2 separate regions of the Homo sapiens genome follow, and region 2 is linked to region 1. Evidence: read pairs that join two places in POLR2A ChIA-PET (ENCODE). Cell type or tissue: A673. All regions are shown on one strand. Links, peaks and the distances in the headings refer to the core of each region. The heading gives the core; the rest is flanking DNA.

Evidence for each region. ChIA-PET counts read pairs that join two places held together with the same protein. Peaks named below come from ENCODE experiments on the same cell type or tissue, not always from the same donor. Only the 100,000 strongest peaks of a DNase experiment are listed, where the experiment ranks them.
Region 2: POLR2A ChIA-PET joins it to region 1 with 11 read pairs; 4 of 35 experiments call an interaction of 5 or more read pairs at or near these places.

Annotation. Positions count from the first base shown.
Region 1 is chr21:31,583,263-31,590,898 of GRCh38, forward strand. It overlaps LOC107985488 (a long non-coding RNA gene), which reads right to left. Exons shown (of 3, transcript XR_001755005.1): 3 at 5,747-5,785. Among named protein-coding and RNA genes, the nearest start is that of TIAM1-AS1, 28 kb to the left of the region's middle. RefSeq lists enhancers at 139-923, 924-1,708 and a silencer at 2,941-3,141. In A673, for the core only: no CTCF peak of the experiment used is centred there; no DNase peak of the experiment used is centred there.
Region 2 is chr21:31,155,919-31,163,554 of GRCh38, forward strand. The region is part of intron 16 of TIAM1 (TIAM Rac1 associated GEF 1); the gene reads right to left. Among named protein-coding and RNA genes, the nearest start is that of KRTAP19-8, 120 kb to the left of the region's middle. RefSeq lists an enhancer at 2,756-3,285. In A673, for the core only: no CTCF peak of the experiment used is centred there; a DNase peak (open chromatin) is centred at 3,363.

The DNA.
Region 1 (7,636 bases), core at 2,433-4,932:
CCCATAGTATTGACTGGTAAGAATATTTATAGCCTATTTACTCTAAAGCCCATGTATTATTATTATTCCAAACCCATTGATTATTATTATTCCAAAACATATCTATTTTTAACTGTTTAAGCACATTATTGGAACATGCACTGAGAGCTTGATGGTCTTTGATTCTTCAAGGCAAATCAACTTTCTACCACGTCATCGGAATAAAACAGAAATTAAACAGTTGAAAGGGCCTCTACTCCCCCAAGACCTCTGGTGTCCACCCCCATCTAATATTCTTATGTATTCATAGGCGATGTTAAATAAATGGCAAGAATCTCCTATTTCTTTTTTACATAAGAAGAAAGACTGCATAGCTATGAAAAATACACTCTGTCACCAGAGCCACGCAAGAGATCTTTAGAGGAATAAATAGCCGCAGTCTCATAGCAACATTCAGATGAACAATGCTGAGAGCTGAAAGATGTTCTTCGGTTAGAAATTCATGCCTACAAAAGAATACCATCCACGAAGTTCCTCACTGTTAATTACAGATAGTAAAGCCAGTCCACAGGCAATGGAAATGAGGGTCCATCATGCAGCCGGCTTCTTGGGAAGGACTGACCAATATCCTCAGAAAGCTAAAATGAATGAATATGCTTTTTTTTTTTTTTTTTTTTTTTTATTGATCATTCTTGGGTGTTTCTCGCAGAGGGGGATTTGGCAGGGTCATAGGACAATAGTGGAGGGAAGGTCAGCAGATAAAACAAGTGAACAAAGGTCTCTGGTTTTCCTAGGCAGAGGACCCTGCGGCGTTCCGCAGTGTTTGTGTCCCTGGGTACTTGAGATTAGGGAGTGGTGATGACTCTTAACGAGCATGCTGCCTTCAAGCATCTGTTTAACAAAGCACATCTTGCACCGCCCTTAATCCATTTAACCCTGAGTGAACACAGCACATGTTTCAGATAGCACAGGGTTGGGGGTAAGGTCACAGATCAACAGGATCGCAAGGCAGAAGAATTTTTCTTAGTACAGAACAAGATGAAAAGTCTCCCATGTCTACTTCCTTCTACACAGACACGGCAACCATCCGATTTCTCAATCTTCTCCCCACCTTTCCCCCCCTTTCCATTCCACAAAACCGCCATTATCATCATGGCCTTTTTTTTTTTTTTTTTTTGAGACAAGGTCTCTCTCTGACCCCCAGGCTGGAGTGCAGTGGCACGATCTCGGCCCACTGCAACCTCCACCTCCTAGGTTTCAGCAATTCTCCTGCCTCAGCCTCCCAAGTAGCTAGGATTACAAGTGCCTGCCACCACGTCTGGCTAATTTTTGTTTTTTTAGTAGAGACGGGTTTCACCATGTTGGCCAGGTTGGTCTCGAACTCCTGACCTCAGGCGATGCGCCCATGTTGGCCTCCCAAAGTGCTGGGATTACAGGCATGAGCCACTGCACCCAGCCAAATCTGCATATTATAGAGAGGTCTCAGTAACCAGACCCGTAACCTCACAGAGGCTTCTTAAGTGTTTTCTTTTATATTCTGTGCCCTGGTCACACCTACAAATAACAAATAATAATGATAACAGCACAAGGGAAACGAGGATGGTTTCCCTCTCCTACTTGCTACAGACCTACCTCCACAAATAGAGCTGATACATTCGTGGAGCCTATTTGAAGGCTTACTTCTCTGCTTAAAAACTCTTCCATAAAGTAAAATATCGACTTTTGTACTCTCTGGGGGATCTGGCATCCATGGCCCAAGTAGTTAGTAAATGCACATTTTTTCTTTTTTTCTTTTTCTTTTCTTTTTTTTGAGACAGAGTTTCGCTCTTGTTGCCCAGGCTGGAGTGCAATGGTGCTGTCTCTGCTCACTGCAACCCTGCCTCCCAGGTTCAAATGAGTCTCCTGCCTCAGCCTCTCAAGTAGCTGGGGATTACAGGTGCCCACCACCATGCCCGACTCATTTTTGTATTTTTAGTAGAGACAGGGTTTCACTTCGTTGGTCAGGCTGTTCTCAAACTCCTGACTTCAGGTGATCCACCCACCTCGGCCTCCCAAAGAGCTGGGATTACAGTGTGAGCCATCAAGTCCGGACTATCCTCATATGTTTTAATAAGAAGCTAATGTTTTCCCCCAGATTCTGGAGACACAGTGACCCTCTAGGAAGCGGTGGCAGGTATACAGCCATGGTTACCTGACTGAGACAGCTCAGGACAGAGCAATGGAACTGGAGTCCCCTCCTGGCTTTGTCATCTTGTTCCAGAGTGGGCTAGCCCAGGAACCTGACTTCACTGCACCTCAGTTTCCCCATTTAGACAATTAAGTGGCAGATTTCTGTTCACTCCTAATGCAGCTCTAAAAGCCTGCCTTTCTAGTTATCTTCTAGGGGTAGAAAAGAGAGTCAGAAGAGGCCGGGCACAGTGACTCATGTCTGTAATCCCAGCACTTTGGGAGGCTGAGGTGGGCTGATCACTTGAGGTCAGGAATTTGAGACCAGCCTGACCAGCATGGTAAAACCCCATCTCTACTAAAAATGCAAAAAAAAAAAAAAAAAAAATTAGCCGGGTGCGTGCCTGTAATCCCAGCTACTTGGGAGGCTGAGGCAGGAGACTCACTTGAACCCAGGAGGCGGAGGTTGCAGTAAGCTGAGATTGCATCACTGCACTCCAGCCTGGGCAACAAAGCAAGTCTCCATCCTAAAAAAAAAAAAAAAAGGAGAGGTGGGGAGGGGGAGTCAATATAAATGAACAGAAAGCCACCTCTCCCACTTTAAATATATCCGGGCCCTCTCAAAAAAAACCTCACATTTGAAACTTTCCTTTAGGTTCCCCATCTCTGGCCCATGGACTTTGGGGGAGCAGGTCCAGGAAATAAGTCCTTTAATTGGAAGCCAGAAGTATAAGAAAAATGGATCCAGGAGTTTATCCTTTAAATACCAAATCCTTGATTGGGCCTCCTTCCACCAACTGTTCTTTCTTTATCTGAACAAAACAGCAGTGGTCGGTACCAAAAGGCACCGTCCACCGTGCTGGTCTATTTCTGTCCTGCATTGTCATTCTAAATGCTGAGACGATGGCTTATCAGGACCTTGGAGAGATCAACGCTATCCTGAGAGATTGAATTAAGGTATTGGTAAATGCCTGCCAAGATTGAATTAAGATTGGTAAATACCTTGGTAGGCTAGAACAATGGATGAAATCTAACAATTGAAATTTAATCGGAAAAAAAAAGAAATTTAATCAGGATAAATGTACATTCTGGTCCACAGAATACCAAGTGCATAAAAATAACTGATACTATGGAAAGAGGTTGTTGGTCTAGAATGTTCAGGTTACTACAATCTCAATCTGTGCCAATAGGATGACTTAGTGCCCCTACTCAACTCAAACGTAGCATAGTGTGGGCTTTGATGAACAAAGCTGATCCAAGCAAGAGAAGAAAAATCCCCCCGTCCTTTGCTCAGGCCACATCTATGTCATTAGCATGACTTGAGTGTCAGGAAGGAAAGCCAGATAGACTCCAGTCAGGTGAGCGGTGGCCCTGCTGGATGGAGAGACCATGAAAAGAATACAAAATTCAGCCAGGGCCTGAAAAGGTGAATGAAGACAGCAGCAACCTTAATGCAGAATCTCAGCCACCAAAATCAGGTGCTAAAATTAAAAGGGGTTGAGAAAGAATCACACAGGAATGTGAAAGAGTTGATGGGATGGAAGTGCCAGATGGCAGGACATTAAGGTATCTTAAAAGAGCTAAAAGAAAGGCAATCAAGGCCGGGCATGGTGGCTCACGCCTGTAATCCCAGCACTTTGGGAGGCCGAGGTGGGTGGATCACCTGAGGTCAGGAGTTCAAGACCAGCCTGGCCAACATGGTGAAACCCCATCTCTACTAAAAATACAAAAATTAGCTGGGGGTGGTGGCAGGCGACTGTCATCCCAGCTACTCAGGAGGCTGAGGCAGGAGAATTGCTTGAACCCAGGAGGCGGAGGTTGCAGTGAGCTGAGATTGCGCCATTGCACTCCAGCATGGGACTCTGTCTCAGAAAAAAAAAAAGAGAGAAATAGACTTTCTGAAGAGAAGAGAGAAATAGACTTTCTGAAGAGTTCATCTGAAGAGCTATCCTGCAGGTGACAATGTGGTGAGGCTGTGATGATAATGTCCCATGAGGACCATGGAAGAAAATGAGCTTGCTGAGCTGGGGAAGAGATGGAGGTGAGATCTTCAAATCTGGGGAAGACATGTTCAAATGTGTGAAGGGCTGTAACATCAGAAGGACTTCCAAATAAACATGGCAGATTGAACACATATATACATATACATATATATCTATACGTAGATAGAGAAATGGAATATGTTGATAAATAATATTGGTCTTTTAAGAGATTTCAGTATTGGAAGTTTGATTTATTAGATTTTGAAGAGTTGTTTAAGCACCTGGGGAGGTTTTGCTTTTTAAGTTGGAAAATCAAGCCTAACAACTCTGTAGTAGACATAAAGTATAATGATCAAAGACCGTGGGAGACAAGGCAACAGCAGACAGGATGTATCAACAAAATGTCTGAAAATGGTAAGTTCTGACTGGGTGCAGTGGTGCACGCTTATAATCCCAGCACTTTGGGAGGCCAAGGTGGGAGGATCACTTGAGCTCAAGAGTTCAAGACCAGCCTGGGCAGTATGGCAAAACCCCATCTCTCAAAAAAAAAAAAAAAAAAAAAAAAAAAAGCCAGATATGGTGGTGCATGCCTGTGGTCCCAGCTACTTGGGAGGCTGAAGTGGGAGCATTGCGTCACCCTGGGAGGTCTCAGTGAGCCAAGATCACACCACTGCACTCCAGTATGGGCAACAGAGGAAGACCCTGTCAAAAAAAAAAAAAAAAGTAAAGTAAAGAAAAGAAAAGCAACAAGGAAGGGGAAGCGAAGGGGAGGGGAAGGGGAGGGGAAGAGGAGGGAAGGGGAGGGAAGGGAAGGTTAGGTTCTGATGGTGAAGGGAAGGTTCTGATGGTTACTTCACCAAGCAAGAGAAGCTCTGGTTGCTGAAGAAGTTCCTACAGAGGGGGATCCTGCTATGGTCTGAATGTTTGTTTCCCTCCCAAATTCATATGTTGAAATCCTAACCCCATGGTGATGGCATTATTTAATAGAAGGTGGGGGCCAGGCGTGGTGACTCACGCCTGCAATCCCAGCACTTTGGGAGGTCTAGGAGGGCGGATCACAAGGTCAGGAGATCAAGACCATCCTGGCTAACATGGTGAAACCCCGTCTCTACTAAAAATACAAAAAATTAGCCGGGCATGGTGGTGGGTGCCTGTAGTCCCAACTACTTGGGAGGCTGAGGCAGGAGAATGGTGGGAACCTGGGAAGCGGAGCTTGCAGTGAGCCAAGATGGGGCCACAGCACTCCAGCCTGGGCGACAGAGCGAGACTCCGTCTCAAAAAATAAATAAATAAAATAAAAGAGAAAAAATAGAAGGTGGGGCCTTTTGGGAGAAGTAGTCAGAATCAAAATGGACTCACTAATGTTAAAAAAAAAACTAAACAAACAAACCAACAAACAAAACCCCTGGCACATAGAGCCGGGGAAGACCATGAAGAGAGGATTCTCTTGCTTATACGCCTAGTAACAAAACTATCACAAAGACTGCAAAACTCACAACCTAGCACAATGGCCATGATAACCTCACACAAAAGAATACTTTTGTGACTGGGCACGGTGGCTCACCTGTAATCTCAGCATTTTGGGAGGCCAAGGCAGGAAGGATTGCTTGAGCCCAGGAGTTTGAGACCAGCCTGGGCAACATAGGGTGACTCCGTCTCTACAAAAAACACAAAAACAAAAAACTTTTGCAAGGACATCTACTCAGCAACTACGTCCAACCTTGTACTGGCATCACCTTTGTTACTGATCTTTGCAGCCAAGAATAATTATTTCAAAACAATTATGTAATCTTCTTCACTTTTTCCTTTAAAAACCTTTGTTTTCTTTTACCTCCCTGAATACGTACCTAGTTTACTATGGCATGCATATGCCCATTGTAATGCTCTTTTCCCAAGTAAACATCATTTTCTTTTGGAGAGCCTCTGTTTATTTAGGTTGACAGTCATAAGAGTGGGGCCCTTATGAATGGGACTAGTGCCCTATAAAACTGATTTATGGGCCAGGCATGGTGGCTCACGCCTGTAATCTCAGCACTTTGGGAGGCCGAGGCGGGTGGATTACCTGAGGTCAGGAGTTCAACATAGTGAAACCCCCAACATAGTGAAACCCCCATCTCTACTAAAAATACAAAAATTAGCCGGGCGTGGTGGCATACCCTTGTAATCCCAGCTACTCGGGAGGCTGAGGCAGGAGAATTGCTTGAGCCCACGAGGCAGAGGTTGCAGTGAGCCGAGATCGTGACACTGCACTCCAGCCTGGCCGACAGAGCGAGACTCAGTCTCAAAAAAAAAAAACCAAAAACTGATTTATGGTAACAGAAATATGAATGGGCTGGGCATGGTGGCTCATGACTGTAATGCCAACATTTTAGGAGTCCAAAGTGGGAGCATCACTAGTGCCCAGGAGTCTGAGATCAGCGTGGGCGACATCCCTATAAAAATAAAAATAAAACATCTCTACAACATCTCTACAAAAATAAAAATAAAAAATTGGCCAGGGGTGGTGGTGCATGCCTGTAATCCCAGCTAGTTGAGAGGCAGAGGTGGGAAGATTGCACCAGGAGGTTGAGGCCACAGTGAGTCTTGATCACACCACTGCATTCCAGCTTGGGCAGCAGAACGAGAGCGTGACACACACACATACACACACACACACACACACAGAAGTCAGAATGATGGTTGGCCTTGGGGATGGAGGTGATTGCTGGATGAAAAGGCACAGCATGCAGTGGGGGAGCTTCTAGGATGATGGCAATGTCCTAAAATTTGATTTGGTCAGCAGTTACACAAGTGTGGACATATGTAAACGTAGCAAACTAGACATTTAATATTAGCGCACTCTATGTAAGTTACAGCGCAACAAAAAAGCAATTAAAACTCTTGCGTGTGGGGAAAGATGACCCAGGATACAGAAAACCTAGGCTGCAACTCAAGAAGTCCTGGGGGGTAGTTATTGTGCAGACAGCCTGAGGAGCAACCATTCTGCCCCCCCTCCCCCCACAGCAGGAGGATGGGGCGAGAAAAACTAGGTACCAATAATAAAGCAGGTGTAGTTGGCCATATGGAAAATAGTGTTCAGATGAGTTTTGTAATTCAGTTGGAGAATTTGGCAAGAATTAGTAATGGCAGCTTAACCCACATCCAAACTAGTATCCTCAATTTTCTATATCTTCTCTGCCACATTTGGCAGAAGAAAAAGAGAGATACTTAGAAAAGATATAGAAAACTGAGGGTACTAGTTTGGATACAGGTTAAACTGCTATTAAAAAACAGACTGGGGCCAGGCACGGTGGCTCATGCCTGTAATCCCAGCACTTTGGGAGGCCGAGGCAGACAGATCACTTGAGGTCAGAAGTTTGAGACCAGCCTGACCAACATGGTGACACCTTGTCTCTACTAAAAATGCAAAAATTCCTGTAATCCCAGCACTTTGGGAGGCCAAGGGGTGGGGGGCGGGGGGGAGGGGGGGGGTGGATCACGAGGTCAAGAGTTCGAGACCATCCTGGCCA
Region 2 (7,636 bases), core at 2,157-4,656, 430 kb before region 1:
ACTTCTTCTATCATCCACCTACCTAGCAAGAACATGAGAATACCCTCCCAAAAACAATCGTTGGTGCACAGAGCTAAAAGTCAAGGCTGCTGTTTTGTGTAGGTCAGAAAAGCTAAAATCAAGTGTATGCCATGGAGGAGTTTTAAACACAGAGGAAGGCAGCCAACACTGAAGAGCCTTTCCCTCATTAGCATATCCAAAAGGGAAGGAAGTCTGGAATAAAGATGAGGCAAGGACAGGGAAAATCAGAACCTAAGAAGGATGCATTAGCTGCAGTGGCATGACAGGACAGAGGAGAGCCAGGACCCACATCCACATAATTATTATTCTAATTCTCTTACAATTACCACAGCTTATTCATTGCTAGCACTAACCCTGGTCTTATATGCCAGAAGGTGTCAGTCACCTGTCAGTGGCACTATTCAATGTTTTCTGTGGAAATGCATGTTTCTGACACTGAGTAACCCCACAAACAATTTTCCCTTAGGTGACTGACTGGAAAAATTGACCAAAATGGGCTCAGCTCTATGGTATGTAAATTATATCTCAACAAGGCTGTTAGAAAAGAAAAACTGTGTTTTTCATCAAAGCTTGTTTCAGTAGAAATAAACTAAACAATTTTATTTAGTTAGCTAGAATTTCACTAACTCAAAATCATCATTAAATATACAGTCAAGTAGGGCTTTGTCTTAAAAATTACAAAGGAACAAATACATCCATTTTAGCAAAAAATCTTCATGTGTCTTTTAGATGATCCAGTGATAACTGTAATAGAAAACTCATTATAACACAGTCATAATGAGAAAGAAAGCAAACCCTTGCCAAAATGAAAATCCATGGACAGACAGTGATAACAGCTGACAACTAACTGTGCCCTGTCCCTGTCTTATCCCAAACTCTCCTTGGTTGCTTTGATTTGGTACCTGGCAAAGGCACCTAACACAACAAATGTATAATTGGCACCTCGCTTTATACCATCCTTTTCTAAAGCTTCCAACAGTAACCACAGCTGTCTGTTTTTCACAGAATTAATAGGAAAGCTACTGCTCATAGCAAATATATTCTTCACTGCAGTCTATTACAGTGAGTCCTCACTTAACATGGTTTATAGGTTCTTGGAAACTGACTTTAAGCTAAACGGCATAAAGAAACCATTTTTACTGTAGGCTAATTGATACAAACAAGTTAAGTTCCTACAGCACATTTCTGGTCAAAGAAAAAATCACCACGCTTCTAAATAAAGACCAAAAGACTTCTAATATTAAACACTGAAATAAATGTAAGCCAGATATCCATTTAAGTAAGATAAATAAAAACAAGTTAAGAGAACTATTTACCCAGCTTTTGGTGAACTGGTGAGTGACGGTGGTCATAGCGGTAGTGTGTTAAGTCAAGCAATAAATGTTTGCAAAGCAAAAATTGTTAAGGGGCACCTCCTACCATCATGCAGTTCAAAAACTAGCAAGAACAACTTTGGCAGGATCTCTGAATACTTTTGTACTGCATAGTTTCCTGCTATGCATTTGTATGATTGTATACTTTACAAGTTTTTATTTTATAATGATTTGTATTCACTTATTCACTCATTTTCCAACCCACTTATTCCAGCTCAGGATCATGGGTGACTGGAGCCTATCTTGACAGCTCAGGGTGCAAGGCAGAAACCAACCCTGAATAGAATGCCATTCCATCACAGGGTGCACACACATACACACTCACTCAGGGACCACTGAGACATGCCAATTCATCCCATGTGCGCGTTTTTGGGCTGTGAGAGCAAACCCGAGTACCCAGAGAAAACCCACGAAGACCTGGATTTAACATGCAAATTCCACGCAGACAGTGGTCCTGGCTAGAAATCAATTTTTTTCACATAAACGTTATGATGAAATGATGTTGAACAAAACGTTATCTGAGGAACTGCCACAGAGGCAGAGCACACCTTTTATCATTTAGGCAAACTGTGTGAAATCGTGATTCACGAAAGGCAAACATGGGGATCTGACACATATCAAAGGCAGGAAATTCCAAAAGACAAAGGAACCTAACACATTCCTTTGTGCTTCCAATTCACACCTCACTACCTCTGGGTTTTCATTCCATCTGTTCTACCATAAATACTTTGAGAATTCCATTTTTAAGAGTGTGAACAGGGTTTCTGACTTGGTCTATGTAAGTTTACCACGCCTGAGGTTTGGCATCCTTAGTTTGAAGCAGGCCTGTGGGGTGAGCTCAGGTTAGTAGGATGCAGGCTAGGGCTTCAGTCCTCTAAATTCAGCTGTCTCCTAGGCCCAACCTCACCCTCAGACAGCCAGAGATAAGTTCTGGCTTATATTAGGAAACACCTTTAGCATCTCAGGGGACAGCTAAAATTCCCTTGGGTCCTCTTTGGACATTTCACAGCCTTAAGTATCCCTTCCTTATTAGGTACGACCTAGGCCTAGGATAGACTTAGCTGAGTGGTCTCTCAAGTTGAGCAAGGGGCAAAGCAGTTTCCCCACCGGCAACCCTACTCAATGAATCAAGGCACCAACCCTCAGGTGTAGCACAAGGAACTGAGTCCAGATGGATGTAATCTCTTTACTGTCAACTGCACGTTATTTGAATAAAGAATAAAAAGGTACCATATGCATCATTACAAGTTATAATGCACATACATGTTGTTAAGCGGTGTTATATACAAGCCTCTTAAAATTTGCTTGGAAACAAATTAAAAGGATGTCATCAAGTTTGAAAATTCTGTTTTATTAAAATAACACCCCCCCAAATTTTTTTTGGAAGGAATTATGAAATGCAGGTTTTCTTTAGAATACCTCTAAGCTAGAGATTTTTCCATACTGTGGGGCTCAGCTTTTAAATCCCCCTCCCTCTTTACTGTGGCCAAACTTCTTTACATCAAAATCCATCAGGCCCTTCTCCACGCAGCTTAGCCATGATGTGGAATATAGGAGGAGTTGGGTTCAAGGCTTTGCCCCGCTCCACCACTGAGTGTTACAGATGGCATCCTAGTCATTCCCACACCAAGCGCTGTAGCCACAAGTGCCAAGAAAGGTCGCCTCAATGGGAGCTTCTCAACACGCTCCCAAAAGCCAAGTATCCTGGATGTGGGACAAGCAGCTTAGGACTCCAGCAAGGGGAAGGCAGACCAGGTTTCTCCAGTGGGGAAAGTAAAAACCTCTCCCCTACTTGAGGACTGTAATCAGTCACCCTGGAAACCAAAAAAGTACTTACAGGCATTTTGAGAGTTTAAAACTGTTAAAGGGTAGCAGAGCTTTTCCACTGTCAGGACTAAGAATTATCCAACCAACATACAGACAAGGAGAGGACAATGGCAAGAGGAAATGGGCCACTTTACTGAGACCAGCGTGATGCTCAATGTTTATAATGCTGCTTTCCTCCTGTGGAAGATGAAAAGAAAGTACAAAAAGAGGGGGTAGACTTTTAAGTACACACTATCAACTCAAGCCACCCAGCTGTTTAAGCTCTTCCTGTTATGCAACCACCAAAGGCAATTTCTAACTCTAGATGAGTTCACAGTTCTAAAACTGTTCTTTGAGTCTGACCGATTTAACACATCCCACAGATTTAAAAGGGGCCAGAGTGGCCTAAAATCTTATAGCCTTTACTTAAGCTTTTTTTGGGGACAATGCGCTCCATAATTTCAGAGACACTATGTACAATGGTAATCCCTACAGTTCTCGATCACCTTTTCAGTTTCCTCTTGAACAAACTTCAAAGAAGAAATATCCAAGAAGGAAGAAGGCTTATTTGAGCAAATCAGGTGTACGCACTGTAGAAGTTTAAGTTTGATTAAATGACACAACATCTAATAGTCGACAGACTGAGCTATTAATAATAAACTATTAAAAGGTTGAATCTGATTTTGCTAAATTATTTCTTGCCATTACCCCACTACACTTCCTCATTGGAGAGTGAATATTTACTGTAGGAATAGACCTGTTCAAATAGGTCAGTTGCTGTCAAACCAGTAACACGTCCCCTGAGCCAACCCTTCTATATCTATCTCCTTCTCAAGGAAGCAGAAATAAAGTCAAAAACACCTCAAGCCTTATAAAAGGAAACAAGTTGAACATCCTATTTCCAGACCTCCCTGCCGATCACTCGGACAGCCCGTTCTGAGGGGGGATGGGAGATTCTCACCATGCACGTAACACAAAACACAATCAAAATCTCAATAACCAAAACAAAGGCAAAAAATGCAACTGACCATTAATTAAACAAAAAAATGCAGATTACATCTTTCTGCCATTTAAGTATAAAAGAGTAGAAAAATGTAAAGATGCTAGGCAAATTCAACTCCATACCAACTCTGAACCTCCCCACGTCCCCCACCAAAAGCCACAATACAGACTTTATGAACAAGGGTATCCAGAGGGTAAAAGGACAGAATACGGGGAAATGGGAAAGGTGTAATCACTGTCATTCGGATTGAAAAACAACTGAGCTAGAAAGTCATAACACAATCAAACCTAGCAAGATAGGATTCAAACAGCAAAGGCGCTCACCAGATGAAGTGTTCGATACATAGAGTCACCGGACTTGTCATTGTTTTCAATCCTGGGCTTGCGCTTTATTTTCCACAGTGCAGACATCATCAGGAATGTATTCTCATGGTAATTAATTCTACCACCTGACGTGTTCAGCACGGAGACAGAAGTTTCTTAAAATATTCCCAGAGCACCAAACGCCTCCTAGCTCTGAAGAGAGCATCCTCTCATATGGACGTCCCATGCTGGTTTTCCCATGAAAATCTACGGCCACGTCTCAACGCAGCAAGGACAGCGACGGTGAGACCCCGGAGCTGCACTCGCTTCCCACCAGTGCCCTCTGGGAAGCTGTCAAAGGCTAAACTGTGGACCAGAACTCAGGCTTTGATTTCACCTGGCTAAACAACAAAAGTTCCAGAAAGGGAGAGCTGAAACTGGCAAGAAAACAAAGCACAAAATGCCTCCCCGGGATGTAAGCGTCTCTGCCCTGCAGCCTGAGATCAGCTGATTGGCCAGCATCCTGCACTGCTCAGGAATATTAAACCTGCCCGGCTCCGACAACTTTCAAGGTATTCCACACTGAGTCAAGAGCAGGCAACTAAGAAAAGTTGTGTGTGTGTGTGTGTGTGTGTGTGTGTGTGTGTGTGTGTGTTTAACAGTTGATAATTTCACATTTTTCCACTCATGCTTTGTTATAAAAGCAGACATTTCTGAGACAAAAACAATATGGATGAGAAAGAAAAAGTCATTCCTAATGGAAATGTCCTGAAAATTATTCTAATACATTTGCTAAATGGAAAACACAATCACAGCTGCCAGGCGGCCTGGAATGCATGACACATGACCGCACTGCCCTGAAGCTAATTAGCATTCATCTCCAGAAACAAGAGTTTTCAATGAGAAGCAGAGAAAAAAGTAGCCAGTGATGATGAGGCTTTTTGAGGTTGTCACCCACAGTCACAGGAGAGAGGAGGCGGCTCAGAAAGAGAAAGGCTGCTAGACTGTCCCTGCAGTGTGACATTCCCCTGCCCCTCCCCAGCGGCTGTGACATTCCAGTACCACCACGCTCAACAACAAGCATACAATTATTTACTTGCTCAACTCTAAAAGGCCACACATAGCAAAAACTGCTATTCAGTACAAGTGCAAAACATACAGAACTCCAACATGCTTTTTCTTTATGCTGACCGATATCATGTAAAACAGTCCATTTAGAAAGAAACCAAGAATATTACACAAAATCAACAGCTCTAACATATTCAGCTGGAATAAAAAGTGATTATTTGTTTCTGTTTATTTAGTTATTTACACATTTACATCTCTACACTCAGCCTCGTGCATTCAGACAAGGCTAAATCATGCTTCCGAGTTTAGACAGCTAACGATTGAAAAATTAATTTTCAGCTTATTCTCAAGAAAAGCTTCACACTTATATAGGAGACGCATCAAAAAATATTTAGCCTTGATCAAGAAACTTCAGGTGTTTTCTTGCTCTTACTTTAAATCATAAAAAGAGACACACAGAAACATTAAGCATTAGGAAAAAATTTAAGTGGTTTATGGCTGTATATATAAATGGCCTACAGCACCACTAATAAATTAATTCCTTCTTTTTATGAAACCCAGTATTTAAAACCAGATGTTAACAATCTGGACACAAGGTAGTTTTAACATAGCCACTAACAAGACAAGACCTGGAGCCAAACCAGGTTTGCATCCTGGTTTTGTCATCACAGAGCTGTGTGACCTTCAGCAAGTCGCTTAACCTCTCTGTTCCAGTGCCCTCATCTATAAAATAGGGCAGATAATAGTATCTCCCTCAAGAGTGTTGTGAGGCTAAGATGAGTTAATATGGAACAGTGCCTAATATATACAAGACCTTAAATAAGTATTACTTCTCATTTACTATTAATAACACACAGTAGAACCCAGCCACCAAGAACTGCTCATTTAAGCTTTTTGCGTTCAAATACCCTAAGTGAGAAATTTAATTGACCAAAGGTTATTTTAGCTAACTAATTTGAGTTGCATGACAAAATTTCAAATAGAGAAGATGAAGTCTGAATCAAAGCAAAACCAGGAAGTATTTCGGACACAGAATTACACAGTGCTCCCCACATCCAACCCAGCAGAATGAAATACGAACTTATGGTTTGAATGCAGTCTACTGCATGATCTTTAAAATATATTCAAATCATCACCCAAACTTCTTAATCTTTTTTTTTTTTTTTTTGAGATGGAGTCCCACACTGTCTCCCAGGCTGGAGTGCAGTGGCGCGATCTTGACTCACTGCAACCTCTGTCTCCCAGGTTCAAGCAATTCTCCTGCCTCAGCCTCCCGAGTAGCTTGTCAATAATTTTGAGAAAATTCTGTCCCTTTTTAGAAAGCCCACTAAGAATTTCTACAAGAAAATCTTTGAACAGCACCATCTATTTCTATATTTGACCCTTCATGTTCCAGATAAGTTCAAGAGCCTTGTTCTCTGGAAAAAGAACCACGGAGTCAGAGCGACACATGGGACCAGTCAGCAAAGCCCTGGAGCCTCTTCCGTCCTCTCCACTGCCAGAACCTCATATTATACAGGACTCTGTTTATGACCTCATGACTCACTATATTTAACATGGAAACGATCTCTCTCAAAATCCACAAGGAGATGAGAACACTGACCTATCAAAGTAAAGTAAAAATGACCTAATCATTTTGGATCCAATACTTTTTAAGTGTTCAGAAATAAATGTTTTAGATACAGGAAAAATAGCTATTTGCCTAAATCCAGTTAGAAATTGAAAATTAATATTTTTAGTTCTTATAATACTGTAACTTAATAGATACCCTTCAAATTGTCTTACATCAGTATAGAAATATCTGTTTCTCCTGAGGACAACTGACCGACCCCACAAAAGTAAGTGGGTAAAAGAAATGTAAGGGTCACCTAAATAAAAAGGAACTTTAAGCAGTTGGTTTTTTAAATTTGCCTTAAAAGGAAACATGTGCATTTCCAATGATCTGCTTTTTAATTAACAACCAACAACATAATGCCTTTCAGTCTATAAATATTAATGTTGCTTTCAAATATTAAATTTTATATTGTGCCCAACTTAAAAAGACACTGAGAATGAAGATCCTA